Linked DNA regions of Homo sapiens: region 2 is linked to region 1. A link is a loop called in an ENCODE intact Hi-C map of the cell type or tissue named here. Cell type or tissue: heart left ventricle. All regions are shown on one strand.

Region 1 (8,000 bases):
CCGTGAAGGGATTCCAAAATATCCAGGGAAATGTCCTGTGTGTACACAGGTCCTGTGAAAACGTCAGTCGCAAGCACAAGGTGGCAGATGCTGCACTCTGATTGGTCAGACGTACTACGCCCAAAGTTAGAGGCCGGCAGTGTGATTGGTGGGTGAGGAGAGCCGAACTTTGGCCAGAGGGAGGGAGGTTAAAACGGAAATAGTGAAAGGGAGCAGAGAAAGGACAAGAGGGACAAAAATAAAGTAAAAGGAGAAGAGAGAGAAAGCAGCAGCAGAAGAAGAGGACTGTGAGAAGAAATGCAATCTTACTAGGGAAAGATTTAATGAGGGGGAATTGGTTTATTGAAAACACCCAGGCTTGTTTTCCTAGGGGCTTCTATGAGAGGACATTTCTGAAACTGAGAATTGATCTCCCCAAGTTGTAAACACTGTCATAGTCCCTGAATGATTTTTGTTTCTTTGTTTTTGGTGTTAATTATTTGTTTTTGCTATTTTCCAGTGCCGCTTGGACTATGATTATCTTAATAATTGTATTTTTAATAAATGTGCCCTTATGTTTTATTTTAAATAAATTGTAAAACTTTCATATCAGTAATTGAATGGAAAGCCAATATTATTTGCCATGAATAAAAGGTAATGACAAAAATAAATAAAACAGAAACAATACCTTAAATTCTATCCAGATCCTAATAACAGAGAAGAGACAGATATAGATCTACATATAGATATATATCCTAGTGTGTTAGGGAGACATTAAATGAGTCTAGGTCTTTAATATAATCTAAAGGAAAAAAAGAGAATCGAAATGAGAAAAAATATTTTCACTTGGTAAGTGAATGTTATTTAATGCCATATCCAAGTAACACCTGAAGTCATTTTTCCTTAGACCTCCAAAAACAGGTGTTACCCATCTCACATTTTAGAAACTGCTGGGTCTATGAGCATTTTATTTCATAGAAAACACCATGCTCTTAATAAATTAAGACATTATTTTCTTAGACCAGCCACCAGTGTTACCAGAATTTAATCTGAGCACCCCTCCAAGAGGCTAATCTCCTCTGGGAGTACTAAGGCTTTATGGGGGCAGGACGAGAACCAGAGTCAGGAAAGGAGCCAACCCGGAAAAATGCTGTCAAGGAGTCACTGGGTCCCTGGATGAGGTCCTCACCACTGCATCTGCCCCTGGCACACACATGGCTTCTGAGCACTTGGAAGTGGCTAGTTTAAACTGAGATGCACAATGTAAAATATGCACCAGATTTTTGAAGACAGTACAAAATTTTTAAATCTCTTATTAATAACTTTATGCTGATTACATATTAAAGCAATTTTTAGATATATTGCATTAAATAAAATATTTAAATTCACTTATTTCTTTTTAACTTTTCAATTATTTTATTTTGAACTAATTTTCAACTTAAAGGAAAAATTGTGTAAGTTCCCACAGTCTTCACCTAGCTTTCCCTTAAGTTAATATCTTACATAACCATAGTACAATGATCAAAACCAATAAATTAACATTGATACATTAGTATAAACTACAAAGTGTACTCAAATTTCACCAATTTTTCCACTGGTGTCCTTTTTTCCCCAGGATCCAACCCAAGATACCACGTTGTATGTAGTTGTCATGTCCCCTTAGTTTCTTCCAATCTATGATGGTTCCTCGGTCTTTGCTTGCATTCATGACCTTGACACTTTTGAAGAGCACTGATCTGTTATCTTGTACCATGTCCCTCAATTTAGGTTTGTGTAGTGTTTTCTCATGATTGGAATGAGTGTGTGCATTTTTGGCAAGAGAAATCACAGACGGAAGTGTCCTTCTCAGATCATTCTATCAAAGGGCTCATGATGTCAATATGTCTTGTTACTAGTGATTTTTACTTTTATTTAATGTGGCTACTACAAAAATTTTAATTACATGTGTGCCTCACATTATAATTCAGTTGGACAGCGCTGGCTGACACCATACTACAGGTAAAATAATAAGCATGTGACTTAAAAGAACATGTTCATAACAAAATATATGGATTTAATCATCGATATTTTCCAGACCCTTTTTATTTCAAAACCTTTTAATACTAATGAACCAAATGTTTATCGAGAGCTTACTCTATGTCAGACTCTTTTCTAAACACTTTGCATGTGCTGAATCATTTAATCCTCACACAACCCGATAAAGTAGATGTTCCTATCATCCCTGCTTTGCAACTGGGGAACCTGAGATGGTAAAGAGGGTTTAAGTGGCGTAAGGCCCTCACACAGCTTGCTAAATGGAAGATCTAGAATTTAAACACAGGAGAATTCCAGAGCCCATGCTTATAACCACTACACTTTTTTTTTTTGAGACGGAGTCTCGCTCTGTCGCCCAGGCTGGAGTGCAGTGGCGCAATCTCGGCTCACTGCAAGCTCCGTCTCCCGGGTTCAAGCCATTCTCCTGCCTCAGCCTCCCTAGTAGCTGGGACTACGGGCGCCCGCCAACACGCCCGACTAATTTTTTGTATTTTTAGTAGAGACGGAGTTTCACCGTAGACAGGATGGTCTCGATTTCCTGACCTCGTGATCCGCCCGCCTCGGCCTCCCAAAGTGCTGGGATTACAGGCGTGAGCCACCGCGCCCGGCACCACTACACTTTTAAAAGTTACATTATCAGTTAATTCAGGGGACCCCAACCCCAGGTACCAGTCTGAGGCCTATTAGGAACCGGGCACACACCAGGAGGTGAGCTGCCTTGAGCTCCGCCTCCTGTCAGATCAGCAGCGGCATTAGATCCCATAGGAGCAGGAACCCTATTGTGAACTGCACGTGCGAGGAATCTAGGTTGTGCGCTCCTTATGAGAATCCAGTGCTTGATGATCTGAGGCAGAACAGTTTCTTCCTAAAACTATCCCTCCTCCAACCCCTTACATTCGTGGAAAATTTGTCTTCCATGAAACCGGTCCCTGGTGCCAAAAAGGTTGGGGACTGCTGAGTTAATTCAAATTCCACAACTCAAGCTTTATCAACTGTAAACTGTTTCAACTTTTCTCTCTTTTCCTGCATGACACAGAGTGGGAGAACTGATGTTTATTAAGTAAGCTTCTATACACTGTGCTAAGAATTTAACACACATTGTCTCATTTAATCCTCATAGCGGTTCCATTTTACAGATAAGAAATCTAAGGCTTGGCCGGGCACGGTGGCTCACGCCTGTAATCCCAGCACTTTGGGAGGCCAAGGCGGATGGATCACCTGAGGTCAAGAGTTCGAGACCAGCCTGGCCAACATGGTGGAACCCCCGTCTCTACTAAAAATACAAAAATTAGCCGGGTGTGGTGGTGAGTGCCTGTAATCCCAGCTACTCAGGAGGCTGAGGCAGGAGAATCGCTTGAATCCGGGAGGTGGAGGTTACAGTGAGCCAAGATCGGGCCACTGCATTCCAGCATGGGCGACAGAGTGAGACTCAGTCTCAAAAAAAAAAAAAAAAAGAAAAAGAAAAAAGAAATCTAAGGCTTAAAAAGTAGCACGTGGCAGAGGCTGGAATCCATTTATTTGACTCCCTATTTTTCCATCATATGCACGTGCTCTCCAATTGGCCCAACTGCTTAAGTGTTTTTATTTACTAATTTTGAAAAATCAGTGCTCTGCTCTGGGGATTCCATCAATCAGCAGCACTTCGGCCTATTTTAGCAAAACATTATCAGTTTTCCTTAAAAAACTGATAATGACCCTGATGTGCCTTTTCAGACACCAAAGGAAGAAAACAGTATCACCTTAGTGCAAATTACAAAATTGGTTAGGTTCCAGGTATGGGAAGCTCGGTCATTTATGTAAGGGATATAAGATAACACTTAATTATTCAGAATGTCTGATAGAGAAAACAGAGCATTTGATCTCCTTGAAGTTAGCCAGCTTAATTCCTTTTACACATAGTACAAATACTTGGTATCCACAGCATGGAAAAATGATTCAAAATGGAACTGCCTGTGGTTGAACACAGAACTTGTTCTGTTCATCGATACTCACTCCAGTCAATGAATGACAGAATCTTCTTCAATAAAAGAGCAGAACTGGGCACCACTTCTTGGAATTGTGCCACCTAAATGGATACAGGCAGAAGTGTGGCCCGGATGGAATATTCCAATGACTCCGGAGACCATGCACAGAAATGCGGTTATTTGTTCACTTGGGTTGCCAAAAAATTTTATAAAAAGTAACAGGATTATTACAATTTACTGAAATATGGAGAAATGTTTCATGAAACTAAACATCCTTGAATAAGGTGGGAGTGCGATATCTCATATTATTATGGATTACAAAGAAAAGAAACCAATTATTTCTACGGGTTTCCTCCTCTGAAATCCCAAGATTCCTTCACCTCAGAGCTTTCTACAGTTCCCAAAGAGGCCAGGAGAGGGTACTGCTGAATCATACTTAATTCCCCAAACCCACAGCTGTGCAAATGCTTTTGTTTCTTTTCTGAAAAAAAATAAAAATAAATCATGAACTGGCCCCATAGGCATGCGTGCAATGCAGTGTAAGGGACAAGGTTTTTTTTTAAATTTTTTAAACAGTTTTATGCACAGGCTTAGAGCAAACGTACTGAATTACCGTACTGCCAACAGTAGCAAGTAAGTCTCAGCAAGAAGAGATGGACAAATTGTCTGATGTGATGATGTCTGCCCCATGAATTGTTCTCTTGAGAGGATTTTGTGTTTGCATTGAAGGAGATGCCTGCCTGGAAAGCTGCATTTTTATTTTTATCGTGTGTGTGTGTGCGTGTGTGTGTGCGTGTGTGTGTGTGTGTGTGTGTATAGCTTTGCTTTAGAAGGAAGGAAGTGAGAGAGTTTCCATGCAGAGATTTGAAAAGGAAACTGATGTCCTTGGAGGATTGCAATAGCCTGCAGAGGGCAAGAAAGTCAGCTGAAATTCATATACATCGTCCTCATCTTGGTCCCATTCCCACTTCCTCTAACTGTAAACACACATCACAGTCATCCTACAAAGCCTACTGAACTAGCAATAGGTCCATGCCCCAGAGAGCAAGATGAGTAACTTTTAAATAAAATATGTATTCCCCTTTACAGGAAAGAAACAAAATGAAGTGGTAATGCCTGCTGAGAGCAAAGCATGACCCCAGCACCTGAAGAGAATGGACAGATGAGATGCAGGCATGTCCCAATTCACAGTGAACTTGGGTTCTAAACGTTCGTTGGCAGGCCTGTGTTTGGAATTGAGAGAATTATGAAGGCTGGGTACAGTCCTAGGACAGCCAAGCACATTCAGTCCATTGGCTGGACTATAACCCTGGCAGGGAAGCAGCCTGCTCTGAGCACCACCTTCATTCATAACCTTCATTTGCTCTCAAAGGAGTGCTTGAAAGTGGGGATTAGCCCCATTTCACAGATGAAGACTGGGATCTAGTCAGCTTGTGTGATGTCGGTGCAAAAGTAATTGTGGTTTTTGCAATTACTTTTGATGGCAATAATAACTTGCTCAAAGTCCAACAGCCAGAAAATGGTGGCGCTCGGCCAATTGATTTCAAATCTTGTGCCCTGTCACTTCACTCACTTATACTCATTGAGGGCTTTCAATGTATCAGGCACTGCTCCAAGTGTGTCACATGGATGATTTCATTACACCCACAATAGGAGTAACAGACAGGTACTCTTATTCCCATTTTACAAATGAGGAAGCGGAAGCACAGAGAGGTTTAGAAAGTTGTCCGTGCTAGGAAGTGATGATGCATGGTTTCAAAACCAGGTCATGGGGCTCCACCACTGTTGCTCTGAACCAAACCAACACCCAGGGATCCTTCCAGACCCTCCACAGGTGCTCAGGCATTGGCAGAGTTACAAATCTTCAGCCCAGAGGCCATAACTGCCAAATGGGAAAGGACAAAGGTTTGCCCTCCCTGTACTGGATATGAGATTGGGTAACACTTGCTTAGAGCCTACGATTTGCCAGGTTCCATGTTTAGTGCTTTATATATATGATATCATTTGGTTCTCACAGTAGTCCTGGGAGAAAGGAATAGTTGTCCTCTTAAGTAGAAAAACTTGTGCCAGAAAACTTACTTACCCTACTCAAGGACATACAGTTAATAAATAGCAGGGCAGGACCAAAATGTAACATCTGTTTAACTTGGAGATATTTCCACGAAATATTGTTAAAGGAGAAAAGCAAAATGCAAAAGTGTGCATACAATATACATATATAAAGAAATACGTTATTATCAGAAAAGTACAGAAGGATACATTTAAGGTTGTTAATCTGGGATATGGGAGAAGGTGGGATAAGGATGTAAAAAGTACATACATCACACATTTATGCATCTGCAAAAACTATGCACGTGTGTAAGTATATGTACATATAAAAAGTTATGAAATTTATGCAAAAGTTATAATAAATAGAAATGAATTAATTTTGACTAATTAATAGACATTTTATGAAATTCAATAGCCATTTCTAATAAAAGTTCTTAGTATACTTTATTGTTATGGGTGTGTCATTTAAATCCTGGATTATTAACAGAAATCAAAAGTAAGCATTACATTGAACATTAAAACTCTGGGCATGTTCACCTTAAAATCAGGAACAAGGCTAGGAATCCAACTATCATTCTCTGTTATTCAACATTACTCTAGAAGTTCTGGTTCATACAACACAAGAAAAGGAAGTATAAGGTGAAAACTTTAGAAAGGAAGACACAAAATTACGCATGCAGATAATAATGTTATTAAAAACATATCTATACACACACTTACATATATCAACACAGCACTGCCTTCATACCACATAGGACCAACCCTGGGTGTGTTAGTTAGGGATCCCTGGAGAAAAAAAACCAATAGGATATATGTAGATATACAAAAGGAGATTTATAATAGGAATTGGCTCACACAGTTATGAAGTCTGCAAAATCTCAGTATGCCATCTGTAAGCTGGACAACCAGGAGAGCTGATGGTATAGTACCAGTTCAAATCTGGAGGCCTGAGGACCAGGGGAACCAATGATATAAGTCCCAGTCTAAGTACAAAGGCCCAAGAACCAGGAGCACTGATGTCTAAGGGCAGAAGAACATAGATGCCCCAGCTCAGAGAGAGCAAATTTGCCTTTCCTTGTTCTCCTCAGGCCCTCAATGGATTGAATGACACCCATCTGCACTGGTGAGGGTGACCTTTCCTATTCAGTCTACCAACCCAAATGCTAATCTCTTCTAGAAACAACCTACAGAGACACCTAGAAATAATGTTTTACCAGCTATCTGGCCATCCCTTAACCCAGTCAAGTTGACACATAAAATTAACCAGTACACTTGGTTATCATTTTTAAATTGGCAAAAATTATTGGTACCGTTTTACCTTCCTTACAACCTACAACCTACTAGTTTCTACCTCCCCAAGTTTAGTGCTATTACATTCCTCCAAACACTAAAATTACCATATTCCTCTTTTTTCTACCCACAATCAAAGCTATTTTCCCCGTAGGTAGAGAAAAAATGACCCTCCCAAACTTTTGCACAAGAAAGTGTGAATAGCCGTTAAGATCCTCTTACTTTCCCAAATGTTTCTGTATATTTGTTTTTTTATTAATAAATTTTATTTTTAGAGCAGTTTTAGGTTCACAGTAAAATTGAGTGAAAAGTACAGACAGTTGCCAAATACCCCTGTCCCCACACATATACAACCTACCCTACTATCAAGATTCCCCACCAAAGTGGTACATTTGTTGCAATCAATGCACCTTTATTTGACACATCATTATCACTCAGAGTTCATGGTTTACATTAGGGTTCACTTGGTGTACATTCTATGGGTTGGGACAAATGTATAATGACATATCTCTACCACTGTAGTTTTATGCAGAATATTTTAACTGCCCTAAAAATTATCTGTGCTCTCCCTATTTATCTCTCCCTCGTCCAGCCCCTGGTGACTACTCATTTTTTTATTGTCTCTGCAGTTTCGCCTTTTCCAGAATGTCGTATCTTTGGAAGCACACAGTAGGTAGGCTTTTC
Region 2 (8,000 bases), 430 kb after region 1:
TATTTTTAGTAGAGATGGGATTTCACCATGTTGGCCAGGCTGGTCTCGAACTCCTGACCTCAGGTGATCCAACCGCCTTGGCCTCCCAAAGTACTGGGATTACAGGCGTGAGCCACTGTGCCCGGCCCTCCATTTCATTATTGAAGAGTCAGTATGGTATATTGGAAAGGGCCACCAGGTATGGAATCAGGAAACTTGATTCTGAGTTTTCCTTGCCACTCACTACCCATGGGACCTTAAGTGAGTTATTCTCTTAAACATCAATTTCTCACAAGTAAAATGGAGTTCATAGTACTATATCTGCCTTCCTGATAGGGTGGTTCAGAGAACAAAAGTTGTTCATAAACAGGTTTTTTTTTTTTTTTTTTTTTTTTTTTTTTAATAGACGGAGTCTCATTCTGTCGCCCAGGCTGGAGTGCAGTGGCATGATCTTGGCTCACTGCAACCTTGCCTCCCGGGTTAAGTGATTCTCCTGCCTCAGCCTCCTGAGTAGCTGGGATTACAGGCGTGTGCCACCATGCCTGGCTAATTTTTGTATTTTTGGTAGAGACGGGGTTTCACCATGCTGGCCAGGCTGGTCTCAAACTCCTGACCTTGTGATCCGCCCACTTCCCAAAGTGCTGGGGTTACAGGTGTGAGCCACTGCGCCCAGCCAGAGTTCGTAATACTATATCTGCCTTCCTGATAGGGTGGTTCAGAGAACCGTAAGTTATTCATGAACAGATTTTTAAAAGATGGAATTTTTTTCAGCATGTGACTGGATAAGATAGGGAATAGATTTGCGGTAACAAGTTCAACAAAAGCTGAGTTTGGTGAAAGAGAATTCTTTATTGAGTTGTTTTCATCAAAGAGATGGTAATTCTGTCATAGGGTAGCAGCAAGAAAGAAGAAAAATGGGGCAAAGTTAAGTCAACCTTTCCAATAAGCTTGTGTTGACAATATTCTAATATGGGATAAAAGAATCTATTTATGAATAATCAGTACTAAAGTAAAATCTTGAATTTTAACTATTACTTGACATCATTGATTTTTTTTTCGTAACTTATTTAATTCTTTGGATTAATTTCCATCAGTAGGTAACTCTTGGTACCCACCCATGTGCGTAGCTTTGTTTTTGGTACTGTGGAGCACAAAAGGAGTATGAATCATGGTGGTTTGGAGATAAACTTGAGTTATTTCAAAGAAAGCGAATCTTATCAATCTGAAGAATAAACTTTCATTTATTTAAAATGAAACTTATCTAAGTGGTATATATTCTATAGAGAACTTGAAAACTGATTTCTAGGCCGGACGTGGTGGCTCACACCTGTAATCCCAACACTTTGGGAGGCCGAGGCGGGCGGATCACCTGAGGTCAGGAGTTTGAGACCACCCTGGCCAACATGGTGAAACCCTGTCTCTACTAAAAATACAAAAAAAAATTAGTTGGATGTGGTGGCGCATGCCTGTAATCCCAGCTGCTCGGGAGGGTGAGGTAGGAGAATCGCTTGAACCAGGGAGTCGGAGGTTGCAGTGAGCCAAGATCGTGCCACTGCACTCCAGCCTGGCAACAGCAAGACTCCGTCTACAAAAAAAAAAGGAAAAAAAAAACTGATTTCTATTTTGTGATACCTGGGAATTATATTTAGCCACCAGCTACTTAATATGTATCATTTCATGTCCTTTAGATTTACCTGCTAGGATATGAGCAATATTTTATTAGGGATGTGCTTTCTTGGCCATTCTTTGTTTTGTATGTTGATATTCCTTCCAATCAGTTTACAGTATTTTGAGTTGGATTAAGATGCGTGAGGGACAAGTTATAAACTAATCATTAAGGATCTTCTAATACCGTATGCATGTCTTTCTGTCTGTAAAATGTGCTCATTATAAAAGTTCATACAGTATAGGGGCAAATTGAAGTAAAACGTGAAAAGTTCCTCTCTCCCAGCAAGCGCACTTCAAATGGTATCTAGTGGTATCCATGGGTATCACTGTGAATACTGCAAAGATACCAGTGCTCAATGGTATAATGTTTAATATAAGAGTTTAATGTAAGGTTTGGTGAGTAAACCAGGACTATAGCAGGGAAAGGAGTTAAAAAGCCTTATCTAGCTAGCCTGTTCTTTTGCCTCACCTAGGAGTATAGAAAGGTGGTTTAACAAACCCGGAACTTGCTTCCATTTGCTTTTTTCCTAGGTCTAGTCTGTTCTGATTCAAATAAAGTAAACTGAGGCAAGCTTAATATATCCTGAACTCATGTATCAAATTGTCTTTAAGTGCAAATACAGTTTTAAAAATATTTTAGTTTTTCATGCATGGCGTTAAATAGTTCTATGAGATATGTTACGGAAAACTATCCTCTACTCACATACACATCATATTCTGCTTCCAGAGGTAAGCAATTTTTGCTCATTTAGCTGATTCTTAGGGACTTTACCTCTTTATCATTAAGTCTACATACACATTGCCATTTCTTGATTTTCTTTTTAGTGGTATGTATTACCTATTGACTTCTCACTCTACTCCAGAAGATGGAGGGTATAGCTGTCTATATACAGCTTCTTCTCACTTCTCCCTTCCTGTTTTTCCATTCTCCAAATATATTTTGATTGAGCTCATATTCAGTGTTTATATTAAAATGACTATATACTTGAAATTTACTGCTAACCTCCATATACTCTTGTGACTACATCCCCTTTCTGGAATATCATTTTACTTTTACTGGAATGAATATATGTTTAAAAATATTTAATTTTCTATATGGTGATCACTGTTTCAACTTCAGACTTTCTCCCAGTTGATTAAATCTCTCTGGTTCAAGCCAAATTAGCGTTCCATTAATTGCATCTTCTTAAAATTCTATTTATTTCTTTTCTTTCTTTTTTTTTTTTTTGTAGTCTTCAGGATTATCCTTAGGTTTTTTTTCCTAGGCTGGTGAGCTTCTCTGGAGAAGATTCTTCCAGTCTTCTATGCTGGCTGCCAGTGTTTTAGTAGCCCATTTGGGAAAGAAGGGTTGGAACATGAGGATGGTCCCCATTGTTCCAGTCTATGAACTTTCATCAAATCCTTCTAGGTCAGGGTTTCTCAGCTATCAGCACTATTGACATTTGGGCTAGATAGTTTTGTGAGTGGCTGTCCCATGCACTGTAGGATGTTTAGCAGCATCCCTGGCCTGTACACACTAGATGTCAGTAGTACACATTTACCTTCTTCAGTTGTGACAACTAAAAACGTCCGTAGACATTGTTACATGTTGCTTGTAGGACAAAATCCACCCCCAATTGAGAATCACCACTGCTCTAGGTAGAGAGGGTTAACAGTAGGCCTGAGTCCTTTTCTTCGTGGAAAATGACCTTGGGTTTTCCTTCTCCTGGCATTCTTTTCCTGGACACATACTGGATTAAGAATTAAATATAGAATATCTCCAGGTAATATTGTTTATTGTGAAACTGACCCCTGTTGGTGAGTGTATATGGACCAGGAAGACTGTCCATGAATGAATAAATTAGCCTATGAAAAGACATAGACCTTGACTTCGTGGTGTGCAGTGTAACTCTTTTTTTTTTTTTTTTTTTTGAGACAGAGTCTCACTCTGTTGTCCAGGCTGTAATGCAGTGGCGCAATCTCAGCTCACTGCAACCTCCGCCTCCCAGGTTCACATGGTTCTCATGCCTCAGCCTCCCGAGTAGCAGGGATTACAAGCACATGCCACCACGCCTGGCTAATTTTTGTATTTCTTTTTTTTAGTGGAGACAGGGTTTCGCCATGTTGGCCAGGCTGGTCTCGAACTCCTGACCTCAAGTGATCCACCTGCCTCGGCCTCCCAAAGTGCTGGGATTACACTGTGGGAGCCACTGCACCTGGCCAGCAGTGTAACTCTTATAAATGAGCATGAACGTGTTCTTTAAGGGGCCCTGGAACTTAACCTCATTGGCTGTTAAAAGGTACTGCTGGTTCCCATGGAGCATGAAGTTTCCCTAAGCCAGGGTGTTTTCTGCACTTACCATGTGGTCTCTTTCCCTTACAATGAGCTATTTATGGGCCCAAAAAGGGCCTGTGGTGAGCTGTATGGACTCCCTCAGAAGATGGCATGTCTCTTTTTATTTATTCAGAACTGAGTGAATCTGGCTTCAAGCTATGGTCTGTTGGGTCTTGTCAGCGAATGTTAATCTGTACCTGAGACCACTGCTGGTGGGTGAGTGAGTAAAAGAGGGAATCTGAGAATTAGCTGCTTTCTTAAATGTGTTTTCAACCATTCTTCCTGCTTTTAGTCGCACCATCACCTGTCTACTCTTGCTTCTGAGGACTTCTGAGGTTACACGATATAAATTGAGTGCTCCTCTGCTTTTCTCCAGTGCTGGCCCAGCATTCAGCTTCTCTTGGATTTGCTAAATTGGTTACCACTCAGCCATATGCTTTTTTTCCACATCTTCCCACCCCCATTTTAATCCCTGTAAAACAATGCTTCACAACTTGGGCTACTTTGTCCTGCTGGGTATATGCAACATTTTTGGTTGTCCATCAAGGGCGTGTGCTACTACTGGCATCTAGTGGGTAGAGGCCAGAGGTGCTGCTAAACATCCTACAGTGCACAGGACAGCCCACATGAAGGATAATTATCTGGCCCAAAATAGAGCCAAGGTTGAGAAACCACATTTTAAATCGTGTGGCACCTGTTAGTCACGATCAGCAAGGTGGCAGTTATAGTACGTTGTATGAAGTCCTTCTGTTGAAAGTTTCTAATAAAGATCAAGAAAGTACCAGCATCAAATCTTCTTAGATTTAAGGAAATATAGGTATCTTTGGCCAGTCCCTCTCTCCTGAACTCCAGGTGCATATATTCCATCTCTAATCAATATCTCTATTTGGATGTCTAATTGTGTATTATATTTCTCCAGAGAGATAGAACCAATAGGATATGAGTGGGGATTTATTATGGAAATTAGCCCACACCATTATGAAGGCTGAGAAGTCATGTGACAGGCTGTCTGCAAGCTGGAGACCCTAGGATGGTGGTAGTGTGACTTAGTCCAAGTCAAAAAGCCTCGGAACCAGGAAAGCCCATGGTATAATTATCAGTCCTAGGCTGAAGGCCTGGGTACCCAAGGGAGGCTGCTGGTATAAGGCCTGCAGTACAAAGACTGGAGAGCCTGGAGTTCTGATATCCAAGAGTAGGAGCAGAGTGTCCCACCTCTAGGAAGGATAGGGAGGAAATCACCTTTTCTCTGCCTTTTTTGTTCTATCTGGGGCCCTCAGTCAATTGGATAGTGCCTACCCACAATGAGGATGGATCTTCCCCACTCAGTCCTGGTTCACACACCATCTCCTCTGGAAACACTCTCACAGACATACCCAGATGCTTTACCAGTTCTCTAGGTATTCCTTAATCCAATGAAGTTGATACCTAAAATTAACCATCATAAATAGATTGCTCAAATTTAACTGGTCTAAACCTAAAGTCCTGCTCTTTCTCTTCAAACTTATTTCTCCCACTGTCTTCTCTATCTCAAATAATGGATATTCCATCCGTCTAGTTCATCAAGCAAACTCCTTGGAGTCTTTATCTACTTATTTTCTTTCTACCTCCCTTTCAATCCAGCAGCAAATTCTGTTGGCCTTATCTTCAGAATATGTCTAGAATGTGATCACTTCTCACCGCCTTCACTGCCACCAAGCCAATATCATCTTGATTTAGATTTTTGAATAGGCTTCCTTCTGGTCTTTCTGCATTCACCTTTCTCCCTTAACAGTCTATCATCCACACTGCAGCCAGAGTGATCCTTTTGAAAGATAAGTCAGATCATCTCTTTTCAAACCTAAAGGCTTTGCATCTCATGGTATAGCCCAAACCCCTATAATGCCTATAAAGCCTTGCCTGATCTGCTTTCCCATTACCACCTATTTTTCTTCCTTCTGTCCCTTACCCCACTAGCCATACTGTCCCATACTTGTTCTCAGCCAGTAGCCAGAGCCTGCCTCTTAGCCTTTGCACTTATTCAACCCTGCCCAGACGCCTTTCCCCAGTCTTCTGTGTAACATTCTCCTAGCTACCTTCTGGAATTTGCTCAAATGTCACTTTCTTATTGAGGCGTTCTTTGATTATGCTATTTAAAAATGGAGCTCCCCTTACTCTGCCATATTATTACCTTTTTTTTGTTTTGTTTTGTTTTGTTTTGTTTTTTTTGAGACAGATTCTCGTTCTGTCACCCAGGCTGGAGTGCAGTGGTGCCATCTTGGCTCACTGTAACCTCTGCTCCCTGGGTTCAGTGGATCCTCCTGCCTCAGTTTCCTGAGTAGCTGGGTCCTCAGGCATACAATATCATGCCCATTTAATTTGGAATTTGGAATTTTATACATGACAGTGTATTTTTAAAATGAAAATACTTTGTAAAGCTATTAGTTTATAGCAAATTCAAAGGATTTTTTTCATCATAATATACACAATCATCAAGTTTTCTTAAGATTCAGCAAAACCTTTTGCTAAATTTAAAGGAATAGGTAAGGTTGGCACAGTGACTCACGCCTGTAATCCCGGCACTTTGGGAGGCCAAGGCAGGCGGATCACCTGAGGTCATGAGTATCAGACCATCCTGGCTAACATGGTGAAACCCCATCTCTACTAAAAATACATAAATTAGCCAGGCATGGTGGCGGGCACCTGTAATCCCAGCTACTTGGGAGGCTGAGGCAGGAGAATCACTTGAACCTGGGCGGCAGAGGTTGCAGTGAGCTGAGATGATGCCACTGTACTCCAGCCTGGGCGACAGCAAGACTCCGTTTCAAAAAGTAAAATAAAATAAAATAAAGGAATAGGTATCAGATGAAAAAAGAGGCTGAAGATTTAGTGAAATCCAGGGGAAAAGCCTAATTCACACAAACATATTTCAAATAAACCCCCCCAATAATCACTGGCACATATGCCTTGACTCTTATTGTTGGTGTTTCTTGGAAATCTGTGTGTGTGTGTGTTTTTTTTTTCTGCAGAAGTAAAAAGCATCTTTAGGTTTAGGTCTGTTTTTGTTTTGGGTTTGTGGAGGGCTGGTGAAGGACCTTTTTTTTAGACAATAATAGAAATATATTCATGTGGCCTGGTGCAGTGGCTCACGCCCGTAATCCTAATACTTTGGGAGGCCGAGGTGGGCGGATCGTTTGAAGTCAGAAGTTCGAGACCAGCCTGGCCAACATGGTGAAACCCCGTCTCTACTAAAAATACAAAAAAAAAAAAAAATTATCCTGGCGTGGTGGCAGACACCTGCAATTCCAGCTACTCGGGAGGCTGAGGCAGGAGAATCACTTGAATCTAGGAGGTGGAGGTTGCAGTGAGCCAAGATCATGCCACTGTACTCCATCCTGGGTGACAGAGCGAGCCTCCATCTCAAAAAAAAAATGTGTATATATATATATATATATATATATATTCATCTATTTAAAATGAATAGGGGCTATAAAACAAAAAGAAATAGTTTTAAAAACATTTACAGATTTACCGGCTATATAATATCCAGTAGAAGGAGAGTAGAATAAAGAGAAAAGGGGGCAAAATAGAAAAATTGAGTGCTTGTTCTGTTAGCCATTGTGCTTTATGTCTTAACACACATTGTGCAGAGCCCAACACCTTGTGGAGGGCATGGTTATCCCTCTTTTACAATGGAAGGAACGGAGGTAGAGAGTGACTAAATAACTTGCCCAAGGGTTTGAACCCAAACATACTGGTTGTAGAGCTCATACCACCATATCATGCTACTTCATCACAGAACTGAAGGAAAATCAAGACAAGTAGACTGGCCAGTGCTCTCAGAGCCGGACCTAGATACAGAACTAACTACATGGGCAGGAGAGAAAAAGGCAAAGAGATGTATGTAATAGCATCCCCATCTTGTGGTGTTTTTGTATTTTTTAAAAATATTTTAAGGAAAATTAAGGTAAACTCTAGCTCTAAACTAAATAAAGCTTAAATAAAATTAAGATGAGGGCTGGCAGGTTCCCACTCTTCGTAGTAATATTAATCGTTCATAATT

What was found. Peaks named below come from ENCODE experiments on the same cell type or tissue, not always from the same donor. Only the 100,000 strongest peaks of a DNase experiment are listed, where the experiment ranks them.
Region 2: it touches region 1 in a loop (9-fold over the local background); 63 of 110 quality-filtered maps call a loop at or near these places.

What each region holds. Positions count from the first base shown.
Region 1 is chr2:203,906,258-203,914,257 of GRCh38, reverse strand. No RefSeq gene overlaps it. Among named protein-coding and RNA genes, the nearest start is that of ICOS, 27 kb to the left of the region's middle. In heart left ventricle, a CTCF peak has its summit at 4,387 (motif pointing right); no DNase peak of the experiment used is centred here; H3K4me3 peaks cover 705 bases; H3K27ac peaks cover 753 bases.
Region 2 is chr2:203,480,969-203,488,968 of GRCh38, reverse strand. All of the region lies in intron 4 of RAPH1 (Ras association (RalGDS/AF-6) and pleckstrin homology domains 1), which reads left to right. Among named protein-coding and RNA genes, the nearest start is that of RAPH1, 50 kb to the left of the region's middle. In heart left ventricle, a CTCF peak has its summit at 4,524 (motif pointing left); no DNase peak of the experiment used is centred here.